Regions from separate parts of the Homo sapiens genome. Here region 1 is linked to region 2. Evidence: read pairs that join two places in POLR2A ChIA-PET (ENCODE). Cell type or tissue: HepG2. All regions are shown on one strand. Links, peaks and the distances in the headings refer to the core of each region. The heading gives the core; the rest is flanking DNA. Region 1 overlaps FERMT3 (FERM domain containing kindlin 3). Region 2 holds the start of RPS6KA4 (ribosomal protein S6 kinase A4).

What was found. Peaks named below come from ENCODE experiments on the same cell type or tissue, not always from the same donor. Only the 100,000 strongest peaks of a DNase experiment are listed, where the experiment ranks them.
Region 1: POLR2A ChIA-PET joins it to region 2 with 5 read pairs; 5 of 35 experiments call an interaction of 5 or more read pairs at or near these places.

The regions. Positions count from the first base shown.
Region 1 is chr11:64,211,895-64,217,681 of GRCh38, reverse strand. All of the region lies in intron 6 of FERMT3 (FERM domain containing kindlin 3), which reads right to left. Among named protein-coding and RNA genes, the nearest start is that of FERMT3, 8.1 kb to the right of the region's middle. In HepG2, for the core only: no CTCF peak of the experiment used is centred there; no DNase peak of the experiment used is centred there.
Region 2 is chr11:64,358,216-64,366,075 of GRCh38, reverse strand. RPS6KA4 (ribosomal protein S6 kinase A4) reads right to left here and starts at 6,914. Exons shown (of 17, transcript NM_003942.3): 1 at 6,786-6,914; 2 at 6,627-6,698; 3 at 5,695-5,913; 4 at 5,484-5,599; 5 at 4,835-4,942; 6 at 4,527-4,607; 7 at 4,331-4,434; 8 at 4,074-4,224; 9 at 611-775. The coding sequence starts at 6,840. RefSeq lists enhancers at 5,519-5,628, 6,362-6,889 and a silencer at 6,639-7,128. In HepG2, for the core only: no CTCF peak of the experiment used is centred there; no DNase peak of the experiment used is centred there; H3K4me3 peaks cover 259 bases.

The DNA of each region.
Region 1 (5,787 bases), core at 3,217-5,716, 150 kb after region 2:
AGACACCTGGCAGAAGCTGGGACTCACTCTCTGGAGATGCTGAGCCAGATGCACCCCTGCATTTGGTACCCCAGACACAGCTGGACGGGGTGGGGGTTGCACTAGGGTGAAAACAGACAATTTTTTTTTTTTAAGATGGAGTTTTGCTCTTGTTGCCCAGGCTGGAGTACAATGGCACGATCTTGGCTCACCGCAACCTCCGCCTCCCGGGTTCAAGCGATTCTCCTGCCTCAGCCTCCTGAGTAGCTGGGATTACAGGCATGCACCACCACGCCCAGCTACTTTTGTATTTTTAGTAGATACAGGCTTTCTCCATGTTGATCAGGCTGGTCTCAAATTCCTGACCTCAGGTGATCCACCTGCCTTGGCCTCCCAAAGTGCTGGGATTACAGGCGTGAGCCACCGTGCCCGGCAAAAACACAAATTTAAAGAAAGCTGGCATTCAGATGAGTGACACACCCACACCCTTTCCCACTTGTCACCCAAGACATTGGCAGGAAGCCTTCTATCTCCAGTTGAAAGATCAGTGGGGTTGCCACTGAGAGGCTGAGCCACCAGAGAAATGCCCGACAAAGAGTGGCAGCCCGGCCCCATCGCCTCCAGGGGGCCACCAAGATGCCAAGCCCTACTCACACACTCAGGGTCTCCAATTGGTTTCTTAGAGCTTCACTTTTAAATATGAATGGACAGGCATGGACTACCCACATTTAAGGAAAGCTTCAAGAGTGAACCATAGAGACCAAGACAACAAGAATAAAACAGCTTGGAGGAAATAAAGGCCAGGTAGGGCGCAGAAGAGAACTTCAAACGTGAATCAAAATCCTTGTAGAGTACAAAAATTAGCTGGGCATGGTGGCACCCGCCTTTTTTTTTTTTTTTTTTTTTTGAGATGGAGTCTCGCTCTGTCACCCAGGCTGGAGTGCAGTGGCGTGATCTCGGCTCACTGCAAGCTCCGCCTCCCAGGTTCACGCCATTCTCTTGCCTCAGCCTCCCAAGTAGCTGGGACTACAGGCGCCCACCACCACGCCCGGCTAATTTTTTGTATTTTTAGTAGAGACAGGGTTTCACCGTGTTAGCCAGGATGGTCTCGATCTCCTGACCTCATGGTCCGCCCTCCTTGGCCTCCCAAAGTGCTGGGATTACAGGCGTGAGCCACCGCGCCCGGCGAAAAAATCCTTATAGAGGCTGGGCCCGGTGGCTCACGCCTGTAATCCCAGCACTTTGGGAGGCTGAAGCGGGCAGATCACGAGGTCAGGAGTTTGAGACCAGCCTGGCCAATGTGGTGAAACCCCGTCTCTACTAAAAATACAAAAATAATTAGGCCAGGCGTGGTGGTGCATGCCTGTAATCCCAGCTGCTCGGAAGGCTGAGGCAGGAGAATGGCTTGAACCAGGGGGGCAGAGGTTGCAGTGAGCCGAGATCTTGCCATTGCACTCCAGCCTGGGTGACAGAAGAAGACTCCATCTCAAAAAAAAAAAAAAAAATCCTTACAGAGCTAAAGCACTGCACTCATAAATCAAGACCAGAATATTCTTTTTTTAAAGGAATGTAACTGGGCGCAGTGGCTCACGCGTGTAATCCTAGCACTTTGGGAGGCCGAGGCGGGCGGATCATTTGAGGTCAGGAGTGTGAGACCAGCCTGACCAACATAGTGAAATCCTGTCTTTACTAAAAATACAAAAATTAGTTGGGTGTGGTGGCAGATGCCTATAATCCCAGCTACTCAGGAGGCTGAGGCAGGGGAATCTCTTGAACCCGGGAGGCGGAGGTTGCAGTAAGCCGAGATCGTACCACTGCACTCCAGCCTGAGTGTGACAGAGTGAGACTCCGTCTAAAAAAAAAAAAAAAATCCCAACTTCTCAGGAAGCCGAAGCGGGAGGATAACTTGAGACCCAATCTGGGCAACGTAGCAAAACTCCATCTCTAAACAATTTTTAAAGAATTAGCCAGGCTTGTGGCACATGCCTGTAGCCCCAGCCACTCAGGAAGCTAAGGCAGGAAGATTGCTTGAGCCCAGGAGTTCAAGGTTGCAGTGAGCTATGATCGCACCACTGCACTCTAGTCTGGGTGACAGAGCGAGACCCCATCTCTAAAAATAAAAAAAGAAAGATAAAAATATAAATTTGGTTCTATTAAAATAAAGAGCTGCTGTTTATGAAAAGAAACCATTCAGACAATTAAAAGGCAAAGCACAGAGGGGGAAAATATATTCACAATGTATTTATCTGGCAAAGTGCTCATATCCAGAATATATAAAGAACTCCTACAAATCAATAAGAAAAAGACAAACGACTCAATATGACAATTGTCAAAATGTTTGAACAGAAACCTCACAAAGCAGGATATCCAGATGGCTAATAGCCTTATGAAAAGGGACTCAACTTTATTAGTCATCAGGGAAATGTAAATTAAAGCCACATGGAAAGCAGATCAGTGGTGGTCGGGGTGTGGGAGGAGGAATGACTGCAAATGGGCATCGTGCAATCAGTGCTTGTCTGGGGCAGTGGAAATGTTCTAAAACTGGATTGTGGTGATGGTTGCACAACCATACACATTTGTTAAAAATAAGCTGAGCCGGGCGTGGTGGCTCATGCCTGTAATCCCAGCACTTTGGGAGGCCAAGGCAGGTGGATCACCTGAGGTCAGGAGTTCGAGACCAGCTTGGCCAACATGGTGAAATCCCATCTCTACTCAAAATACAAGAAGAAATTAGCTGGGCATGGTGGCGGTGGGCATCTGTAATCCCAGCTATGTGGGAGGCTGAGGCAGGAGAATCGCGTGAACCCAGGAGGCAGAGGTTGCAGTGGGCCGAGATCACGCCATTGCACTCCAGCCTGGGCAACAAGAATGAAACTCCCTCTCAAAAAAAAAAAAACCCTATAAAAGAACACTCAAAAAACAAGAGCTCTTGGAACTTAAAAATATAGTTACAGAAATTAAAAATTCAATAGATATTTTAGAAGATAAGTTGAAGAGGTCTCCGGAGAGTAGGACACAGAAAGAAAAAGAACCGAAAAATAAGAAAGAAAAGTGTAGGCCAGGCATGGTGGCTCACGCCTGTAATCCCAGCATATTGGGAGGTTGAGGCAGGTGGATCGCCTGAGGGCAGGAGTTTGAGACCAGCCTGACCAACATGGTGAAACCCCATCTCTACTAAAAATACAAAAAATTAGCCAGGCGTGGTGGTGGGCGCCTGTAATCCCAGCTACTAGGGAGGCTGAGGCAGGAGAATCGCTTGAATCCGGGAGGCGGAGGTTGCAGTGAGCCAAGATCACACCATTGCACTCTAGCCTGGGCAACAAGAGCGAGACTCCATCTCAACAACAAAAATAGATAAATAAATACAGTTAGCTGGGCATGGTGGCGCGTGCCTGCAGTCCCAGCTACTTGGGAGGCTGAAGCAGGAGATCGCTTGAATCCGCGAGGTGGAGGTTGCAGTGAGCTGAGATTGTGCCATTGTACTCCAGCCTGGGCAACAAGAGCAAAACTCATCTCAAAAAAAAAAAAAAAAAAGGCAATTATGAACTTCAAAACCATTTGAGCAAAAAGGGAAAAAATAATCATAGTTACTCTGTGGCTTAACTAGGAACACTATTTATATGTGTTACTATTTACAGCCATATCACATTGTTTTAACCAAAGACTACAGACACTACTCACTTAGAAAGAGGCAAGGAAATGTGTGTATTGTGTGGGCAGGGAAGAGAATGTAAGACAGTGAAACCTTCTTACAAAGTCAATAGATAATGTGTGAAATGGCAAAACAAAGAAGTGGAAATATGTCATAGAGAAGAAAACACTAGAATAAAAAGGCACAGCTGGCCCGACGCCGTGGCTCACGCCTGTAATCCCAGCACTTTGGGAGGCCAAAGTGGGCAAATCACCTGAGGTCAGGAGTTCGAGACCAGTCTGACCAACATGGAGAAACCCCGTCCATCTCTACTAAAAATACAAAATTAGCTGGGCATGGTGGCTCAACGCCTGTAATCCCAGCTACTCGGGAGGCTGAGGCAGGAGAACTGCTTGAACCCAGGAGGCGGAGGTTGTGATGACCTGAGATCACGTCATTGCACTCCAGCCTGGGCAACAAGAGCAAGACTCCATCTCAAAAAAAAAAAAAAAAAAATTAGGCCAGGCGCAGTGGCTCGCTCCTATAACCCCAGCACTTTGGGAGGCTGAGGCGGGTGGATCACCTGAGGTCAGGAGTTCGAGACCAGCCTGACCAATATGGTGAAACTCCATCTCTACTAAAAAAATACACTCCTATTACCCCAGCAATTTGGGAGGCTGAGGCGGGTGGATCACCTGAGGTCAGGAGTTCGAGACCAGCCTGACCAATATGGTGAAACTCCATCTCTACTAAAAAAATACACTCCTATAACCCCAGCACTTTGGGAGGCTGAGGCAGGTGGATCACCTGAGGTCAGGAGTTCGAGACCAGCCTGACCAATATGGTGAAACTCCATCTCTACTAAAAAAATACAAAAATTAGCCAGGCCCACACCTGTAATCCCAGGAGAATTGCTTGAACCCAGGAGGAAGAGGTTGCAGTGAGCCGAGATTGCACCACTGCACTCTAGCTTGGGCAACAGAGCAAGACTCCATGTCAAAAAAAAAAAAAAAATTAGCCAGGTATAGTACACGCCTATCGTCCCAGCTACTTGGGGAGCTGAGGCTTAAGGATCACATGACCCTGGGAGGTCCAGGCTGCAGTTAGCCGGGATAACACTACTGCCCTCCAGTCTGGACAACAGAGCAAGACTGTGTCTCAAAAAATAAAAATAAATAAATATATAAATAAATAAAGCTTAGGAGAGAGACATCTGAGCTGGAGATGATCAGCTGGGAGAGAGTGTGGAGATGGTATTGAAATCCACAAGACTGGAGATGACTGAGAGAAGGAGAGGAGAGAGCAGAGGCCCAGAGCAGAGCCTGGGGCAGAGCCTGGGGCTCACCAACACCGAGAGGCCATGGAGAGGAGGAGGGAACATCACAGAGCCTGGCAGAGTGGCTTGGGGAGAGGCCACCCCCCAAGCAAGTGTACAGGAGGCTTCAGGAGGAAGATATTCTGGAGGAGTGGTCGGGGTGGTGTCTATGCTGCAAGTAAGTGGTCAAGTAAGAAGCGGGTGGGACATGGCCAGGGAACAGATAGCCTGGAGACGTGGCCACCTCAGCAGGTGCACTTCTCACGTGTGGATGGTGTCAAAATATATAGAATAGCCATGGCCAAGGAGTGAGAGGGAGTCGAACAGCACCCAGAGAAAGCTTGGAAGCAAGAAGTGGGATTCTGCGGAGCAAGCGTTCAGACAACTACGATGTTTTGCAGAGAAAGGGGGCAGAGAGGTGGGGCCTACAGGTAGAAAGAGCAACCTGTGGACTTCTGGGAAGTTTTTGAGATGTGCGCGAAGCACATTGCATGGAGCATTTTGCCTGGAGCATGTTGGTTGCCAATGGAGGAAGGGAGGAAGAGTGAACAGGGCACAGAGGGGCCACCCTGCAAAGCTTCCTTCCTCACCCACCCCCAGGTCCTGCAGTCCCTAATGGTGCCCCCTCCAGGAAGCCTTCCCAGAGCTCCCAGGCTTGGGCCTCTCCCACCTGAGCCCCAGACTTCTCAGGGGCACCCACACACACACTGTCTATGAGGATCTGTGGGTCTTAGCTTCCTCCCTGACAGCTCCCTGGGAAACAGGCACTGAGACTTACTGGTCTTCATCCGCTTCAGCATCTGCCCGGGGCCCAGGACCTGGCCTGATGCTGAGGTGAGTAGATGAGTTTCAGTGGGTGTTT
Region 2 (7,860 bases), core at 3,767-6,266:
CACGTGAGAAAGTGAAGATCTCTTTTTTTTTTTTTTTGAGACGGAGTTTCACTCAGTCGCCCAACCTGGAATGCAATGGTGTGATCTCTGCTCACCGCAACCTCCGCCTCCCAGGTTCAAGGGATTCTCTCACCTCAGCCTCCCGAGTAGCTGGGATTACAGGCGCATACCACCACATCCAGCTAATTTTTGTATTTTTAGTAGAGACGGGGTTTCCCCATGTTGGCCAGGCTGGTCTCGAACTCCTGACCTCAAGTGATCCACCTGCCTCAGCCTCCCAAAGTGCTGGGATTACAGGTGTGAGCCACCACACCCAGCCGCAAGTGAATAATTTCAAACAATATTTTTACATAACAATAAAGAGATGATGGAATAGAAGGGAAATTAACAGAAGGTTTAAAGATAAACCATGAACTATCAAACACACATCCTGCCTGGGTGGTCTCTGTGACTGACAACCCTAGGTCCCACTGAAGTGGCGACGTCTAGGGGAGACGCTGAGTCCCAATCAGGACACAAGGCCTAGGCAGTGTCCTCGGGCCAGCCAGGGCTGAGGCAGACAGCAACATCTCATCTCTCCTGCATCTGGGTTCCATGAGTTTCCCCTCACCTGAAAGATTCGGGGGTCCCCAGGTGGGGGGCTGCCAGGGGGTGAGTAGACAGGCTCCAGCCGAGTGAATTCCTCCGCAAAGTTGCCCACATCCAGCTCTGAGCGGATTTGGGGCCGGAATGGGGCTGGAATCTTCCTGGCAGCCAGAGCCACCCAATCGAGGCCCTGAGGGAAGGGAATCAGAGGTCAGGTGTCAAAGGCCAGGAACGAGAAACTCCCTCCACTCAGCCCACCCTCACTGGGCAGTTCCTCCATGAGGCAAGGGCCCATCTGGCATTTGGGGTGGGCAGCTGTTCCTCCTGCCTCCCTGGCTTCTCTCTCCCTCTGGTAACACAATCCCTATTCCCCTTAGAGAACCACCATGACACCACACTTAGTCAGTTCTGGAACTTTTAATAGAATTGGTGTGAAAAGGTCGGGCGTGGTGGCTCATGCCTGTGATCCCAGGATTTTGGGAGGCCAAGGCAGCTGGATCACCTGAGGTCAGGAGTTCAAGACCAGCCTGGTTAACATGGTGAAACCCCATCTCTACTAAAAATACAAAAAAAAAAAAAAAAAATTAGCTGGGCGTGGTGGTGCACACCTGTAATCCCAGCTACTCAGAAGGCTGAGGCAGGAGAATCAGTTGAACCCAGGAAGCAGAGGTTGCAGTGAACCAAGATAGCGCCACTGCACTCCAGCCTGGGCGACAAGAGCGAAAACCCCATCTCAAAAAAAAAAAAAAAAAAAGAGTTGGCGTGAAAAACAAATCTCTTTCTCCTGCTGGACTTAAATCTAAGAGGATGTGGTCTGGAACTGCTGGGGACCCTCTCAGGGTTAGATGAAGTCCCCATGCAGAAAAAGCAGAACCAAGGGACATAGTTTCAGCACCTGGATGTGGTCTTGCCTTAAGTCAGACCACTTTCCCTCGACCTTTTCACTTATGAGAGCCAAAACATGCCCATTTATGTTTAAGCTAATGCGGCAGAATCTGTTGATTGCCTGCTCAATATCCATTCTCCCTGTCTTCCTTAGTACCATAGCCCCAGTTTTATTCCACGAACCAATATACACAATTAAAAGAATATTTTTACAAACTTGCTTGCAGTTAGGGGTGACCAAAACTTATCAGAAAAAAATTATTAGGTAGGATTCCAGGAACAGATCCTGAAGAGGGAGGTTGCTAGGTGGCATGTGCTCCTTTTGCCCCTTCTCCTTCCTCCTGCTCCCTACCTGGGAGACAGCTTAGATGGCAAGAGCTCCAGCAACCATGTTGGACCATGAAGCAACCCCAGGGATAGAAGCTACTTGCTAAGAATAAAAAAAAAATTAAAAAAAAAAAAAGAAGAGGAAGAGTTTGGATTCCTGAAGACAATGTGGCACTGTGAAGACACTGCGGCAGCCCTGGTCTGCTAATCTGGACTTCTTTTATGTGAAAAGAAAAATAAGTAAGCCACTTATTTATAAGTAAGTATAATAAAAGGTTTACTTATAAGTAAACCTCTTAGGTCACTCTGTTCATTCTGATCTCTGTGGCTAGCACCAAACTTGATTCCAACAGATATCACCATTTTGAGTTGGACTTTTTGTCGATGTAGCCAAGATGACTGACTCAAGCTGGAAGGCTCCAGTTCTACCACCAAGGACCTGAGCACTGCTCTCACCAAAGAAGCTGTCCAAGAAAAAGCAGAAGGAGGCCAGGCGTGGTGGCTCATGTGTCTGTAATCCCAGCACTTTGGGAGGCTAAGGCGGGCAGATCACGAGACCAGGAGTTTGAGACCAGCCTGGCCAACATGGTGAATCCCTGACTCTACTAAAAATACAAAAATAAGCTGGCCATGATGGTGCGCACCTGTAATCCCAGCTACTCGGGAGGCTGAGGCAGGAGAATCACTTGAACCAGGGAAGCAGAGGTTGCAGTGAGCCATGATCATGCCACTGCACTCTGGGAAATAGAGCAAGACTCTGTCTCCAAAAAAAAAGAAAAGAAAAAGAAAAGACAGAAGGAGGGAAACACCCTTCCACACATCAGGCCTTGAAGACCTTGGGGCCTCTCCTGTATGACTGGTCAACCCACTCCAGTATCCAGCGCAGCACCCAGCATAGGTGAAGGGTGGGCTTACGGAATTCACTGAAAGAAACCAACACTGCTCAGATGCTTTCCCCACCCCGTGCAAAGGGACATCTTCACCTCAAAGACATAGATTCCTATGTAAGAAATCATCTCAGGCAGGCCCTCCCAGGGCTTGGAAGATTCAAAGAGATGGCACTCGAAGTATGAGTAACACAGTACCTGGCCCACAATAAGTACCCAGAAATGGGTGCTTTTGTTTAGATGTCAGACGGATGGCAAATCTGATGCCTACACTTAAGCAGAAGACCATTAAGCACAGGCATTCAAGCCTCTCAGCCTTGGGTTGAATCTGAGCTCCATCACTTCCTGGACAAAGTACTTAATTGTTTGGAGCCTCAGCTTCCTCATCTGTAAAGATGGGGACAAAAATCAAGGTGGTTGTGGCAGGGCGTGGTGGCTCACACCTGTAATCCCAACACTTTGGGAGGATGAGGCAGGTGGATCACTTGAGGTCAGGAGTTCAAGACCAGCCCGGCCAACATGGTGAAACCCCGTTTCTACTAAAAATATAAAAATTAGCCAGTCGTGGTGGCCTGTGCCTGTAATCCCAGCTACTTGGGAGGCTGAGGCAGGAAAATCGCTTGAACCCCTGAGGTGGAGGTTGCACTGAGCCGAGATCGTGCCACTGCACTCCAGCCCAGAAGACAAAGTGAAACTCCGTCTAAAAAATAAGAATCAGGTAGTTGTGAGGGTGAAATGAGTTCATGTCCGCAAAGGGCCGACACACAGTAGGTATTGACTGTTACAAAGTCCTGCTGGGCGATGACGCTGGCCAGGCCCAGCCCCTGAGTCAGTGCATTCTCGCATGGCCAGATTCACTCTGCACTGCACTCTAACATGTGTGTGCTCCTAACAAGTGAGCAAACACCCATGTGTGCTGATCAACCGTCCATCTGAATGACAGGCACACAGACTGTACAGGGACGGGGACAAAGAACAAAATGCCTGGGTGGGTGCTAAAAGCCATAAGTGTGGGTTTCCGTACTGATTTGGACCAGCAGGAGATCTATCTAGACCCAAGGTCTATTCCCAACTCGGCACCATTTACTGTGCCGTCGGGGGCAGGTCACCTGCCTTCTCTGGGTCTGTCCAGTGAAAGGACCGACCAATCCATTCTCAAATCCCTGACAGCCCCAACAGCCAATGAACCTAGAATCCTTTCTTTCAGGAACACATCTGCCAAGTTTCAGTGGGGATGGATGTGAAGAGAAACCTAGCTGACACACACTTGCTTTCTTTCTCTGGGGGGATTTCCAAATAAAGTGAAACTGGCCAGGCACAACCTCAACCTGGAACAGCAGCCCCACCTGGGTATGCACCAGGAGGTATGGGGCCCTGAGTCAGCCTCACCTGGAAGAAGGGATGGTTCCGGACTTCTTGTGCCCCCTGGGGCCCCGCGCCCAATCGCTTCTTAGGATCCTTACAAAGCAGCCGCTGCAGCAGGTCCTGCGCCACGGGCCCGATCCGAGGGGGGAAGGGAGGGGAGCACTTCAGGATCCGTCTGGGAGGATTGGGGGGGTGTCAGGGGCAGCAAGCCCCCCACCCACAGCCCTGCCCAGGCAGGCCCTGCAGCCCTCTGGCCGCCCTCCACGTCCAGCCCTACTCACCGAGACACCTCAGCCTGCGTGTTCCTCTCGCCCTCCAGGGTGAAGGGCGAGGCCCCCGTCAGCAGCTCGAAGAGCAAGATGCCCAGGCTCCACCAGTCCACAGCCTGCCGGGTGGAGCCGGGGTGAGGGCCTGCATCTCCCCTGCCTCACACCCCACCTTTCCACCTCCCCCAGCCCCACTTCCCTGCCAACCTACCTTGCCATGCCCCGTCTTGCTACGGATGATTTCGGGGGCCATGTACTCGATGGTGCCACAGAAGGAGAAGGTCCGCTCTTTCTGGGAGGGCAAGAGGTCCTGCTTAGATGTCGAAACCTCTCCTGTGCCCCAGTGCCCCACAAGGCCCAGAGTAAGACTCGCTCAACTTGTGAGGTTGGAGAGCTGAGCTGTGGAAACTTCTTGGAGCTATTCACTTCTGCAGCCCCAGAATGCAGGCCCAGAGCAGGAAGAGGCAGGAAGGAGAAGGATTGAATGGGGCACTGCAGGCAGAGGTGGCCTCCACTCACCTCCTCCGTCAGGAACTCCTTGCTCAGCCCGAAGTCCGTGAGGACAATGTGGCCCTCGGAGTCCAGCAGCACATTCTCCAGTTTCAGGTCTCGGTAAATGATGCCGAGCTGGTAGGAGCAAGAGGGGTGCTGAGGCTTCCTCCCCGAAACCCTCCCCAGCTCCTCCAGCTCCTGGCCCTGCTCAGGATAAGGAGACCCCCCAGAGAAAGTCATCTGCCTGTAGAGGGGGTCTCCAGGGCAGAGCCACTGAATAAGAAAGGCCATTTAAGATATAAAACAAAGAAGGAGGGCCCCGTGGATCAGGCCCCAAGGTCCCAGAGAGAGGAAAGTCTGTGTGAAGAGCTCCATTTCAAGGAGGCCTTAGGAGCCAGGCCGTGAGGTTTCCATTTGAGGAAGTTCTGTGAACGCAGCCCCGAGTTCCCTGAAAGAGGAAAGCCCCTTCGAGGAGGTGCCAGGGGAGGGGACCCCACCAGGCAACGTTGAGGCTTCCTGCAAGGGGTCCAGGGGAAGCAGCTCCAATTCCCACCCAGCTCACCACTGGCCCCCCAGGAAGCCCAGGGGGAAGCCTGAGGCTGCCCTGCGTGCAGATTCCTTCCAAGGCACAGACCCAGTTTCCATAGCAACAGCCTGCGGCCAGGTCTTCACCCACCTTGTGCAGGTGTTCCAGGGCCAGCACGATCTCACCCCCATACACGCGCACCTCAGCCTCCTTGAAGTACTGGCGCTGGTAGAGGTGGGTGAACATCTCCCCGCCGCTCACATAGTCTGGGAGGTGCAGTGGAAGTCAGGAAGCAGCCCCGTCAGGTGGCCTCGCCTGCCCCCAGCCACCCCAACCCCGTTGGGATGTGGTGTGCGCTCACCCAGGATGAGGTGCAGCTTGGCATCCGTCTGGAAAGCGTAGTGCAGCGTGACCAGGAAGGGCGCCTGGCGCACCAGCTCCAGCACCGAGCGCTCGGTGCGCGTGTGCTCTTGCGTCTTGGCGCGCTGCACCAGCGCCGCCTTGCGCAGCACCTTCATGGCGTACAGCTTCCCCGCGTCGTGCCCGCCCGCCTTCCGCACCAGGAACACCTTGCCGTAGGCTGTGGGAGCAGCGAGTGGGTGGAGGGTGGGCTGTGAGCGGGAGATTGGTGCAGGCTTGGGGGGTGGGGGCGATGCCAACCCAGGAGGGTGTGCAAATGAGGCGAAGGAGCTGGGGCAACAGGCAGGTGTGCAAAAAGCTGGCAGAGCCTTCTAAGGAAAGGGTGTGCACACCCCGGGAGGGTGCCCAGCAAAACCAGGGAAAGGATGTGCAAACCAGGCTGGGGAGCATGCATCTCCAGGGGGCCTGCTGCGAGGCATGGGGGCGGGGCATATGCAAACCTGCGAGAGATCAGATGGATGTGAAAAGATGCCAGTGCAAGGAAGGGAGGCAGAGGTGTGCACCTGGCTGGGGAAGGGATGCGCAAACCAGCGCTGGGGCATTTGCAAAATGTGGGAGGGGGATCCCATATTGGAAGAAAGGGAGGAGCTATGCAAATCACTTGAGAGGGGCGCCAGTCCCCCTCCCCAGGGTGTTGGCAAATCCAGGGGGGTATGCACGCACAGGACCGTGGAGGGAGGAGTGATGTCAATGTGGAGTGCCCTGGAAGTGGGCATGCAAACTCTGGCGAGGCAGGGCGGGGCAGGCAAGGCAGGCTGTGCCGGGAAAGGGTGGGGGGCCTGCTCAGTGGCCTGGCCCAGGCCCAAGAGTGAGCAGGCAGGAGGTCAGGGGCACCGCGCCTGGGACGCCTGCCCGGTGGATGGGGGTCCTCACCTCCCGTGCCCAGCACCTTGAGCAGCTCGAAGTTCTCCACGCTCACCTTCTCCTCGTGCCCGGTCAGGTTGGCTGTGGGCACAGGGGGCGAATGAGCCCAGCCGGTCCATGACCCGTCCCGGCCTGCCCCGGGCAGCCGCAGTCAGGCCCCACACCCACCTTCTGTGATCCGCAGCTCCACGGCGCAGCTCTCATCGTCGTCCTCGTCCCCCATGGCGGGCGGGTCGCTGGGGCCCGCGCGGCTCGGGCTCCGGGCGGCGCCGGTTACATGGCGGCTCCGGCCGGGGCGGGCGCTTCCTGGTGCCGCCTCCGGGGCCGAGGCGGGCGCCGGCACCGCCTCCCGGCTCCCCGCCCTGCGCGGCCTGAGTCAGGCGGCTGGAACGTGACAGCGCCGGGCTGCCGGTGGGCGGCCGGCTGGGGCCGCCCTGTCTCCCGAGCCCCCAGGCCAGGCCTCAGGGCCGTGCGCTCCGGGACCTTACTCGACTCTCCCGGGAACTGGAAACACCCCGTGGGAGCCATCCCTGAGCCCGTGGGTAACCTGGAGCCTCTGGGGCATTAGTCCCCAAGCCAGGAATCTGCCCGGGAATGCCGGCTGCAGCCAGTGGCTGGAGGACATTAGGAGTCTGTGCCCCAAGGTGGGGGACGAGGTGCCTGGTGCTGGGCAGGCTGAGAGGGGGTCTGGATCCTGGAAGTCACCCAACTCTCAGGCAGTGGAGCCCACCCCACTCCATCGTCCTGGGGGTGGCCAGCAGGGCCCCTCTCCCCAGAGGACTGGCCTTTGCAAGGAGGAGCCTCATCACCAAGAGGGGGCTGGAGCCCGGCCTGGGACCCCATGGCAAGGAGAGGAGTGGCCAGTTTTCTGACCAGCTTTCTGTCGGGGGTGCCTGCAGAAGCACTTCAGCCCCCAGTCACCGTGCAGAGCCCACCAGGTGCCATGCGCACCTCACGTGTTCTGCTCCTGTTGTCTCCTAGCCTGGTGCAGTACCCAGCTTAGAGCCCTGAGCAGGCCTCAAGAAGAGATGTCAGTGCCACACGGGGCTGCCCCCTCTCCCCATGAGGCCCAGGGCCCCTGCTGACTGGTCCTCCTGAGCCCCTGCTCCGTCTTCTTCCTGCCTTTCCCTTCCTGACCACCAATGGGGCCACCTAGCAGAGTGGGACAGCCATGAGGCCCCACACCCTGAGGCCGGTGGGAGGGGCTCTCAGCTCCTCTGCCAGCTGGAGAGGCCAGGGTGTC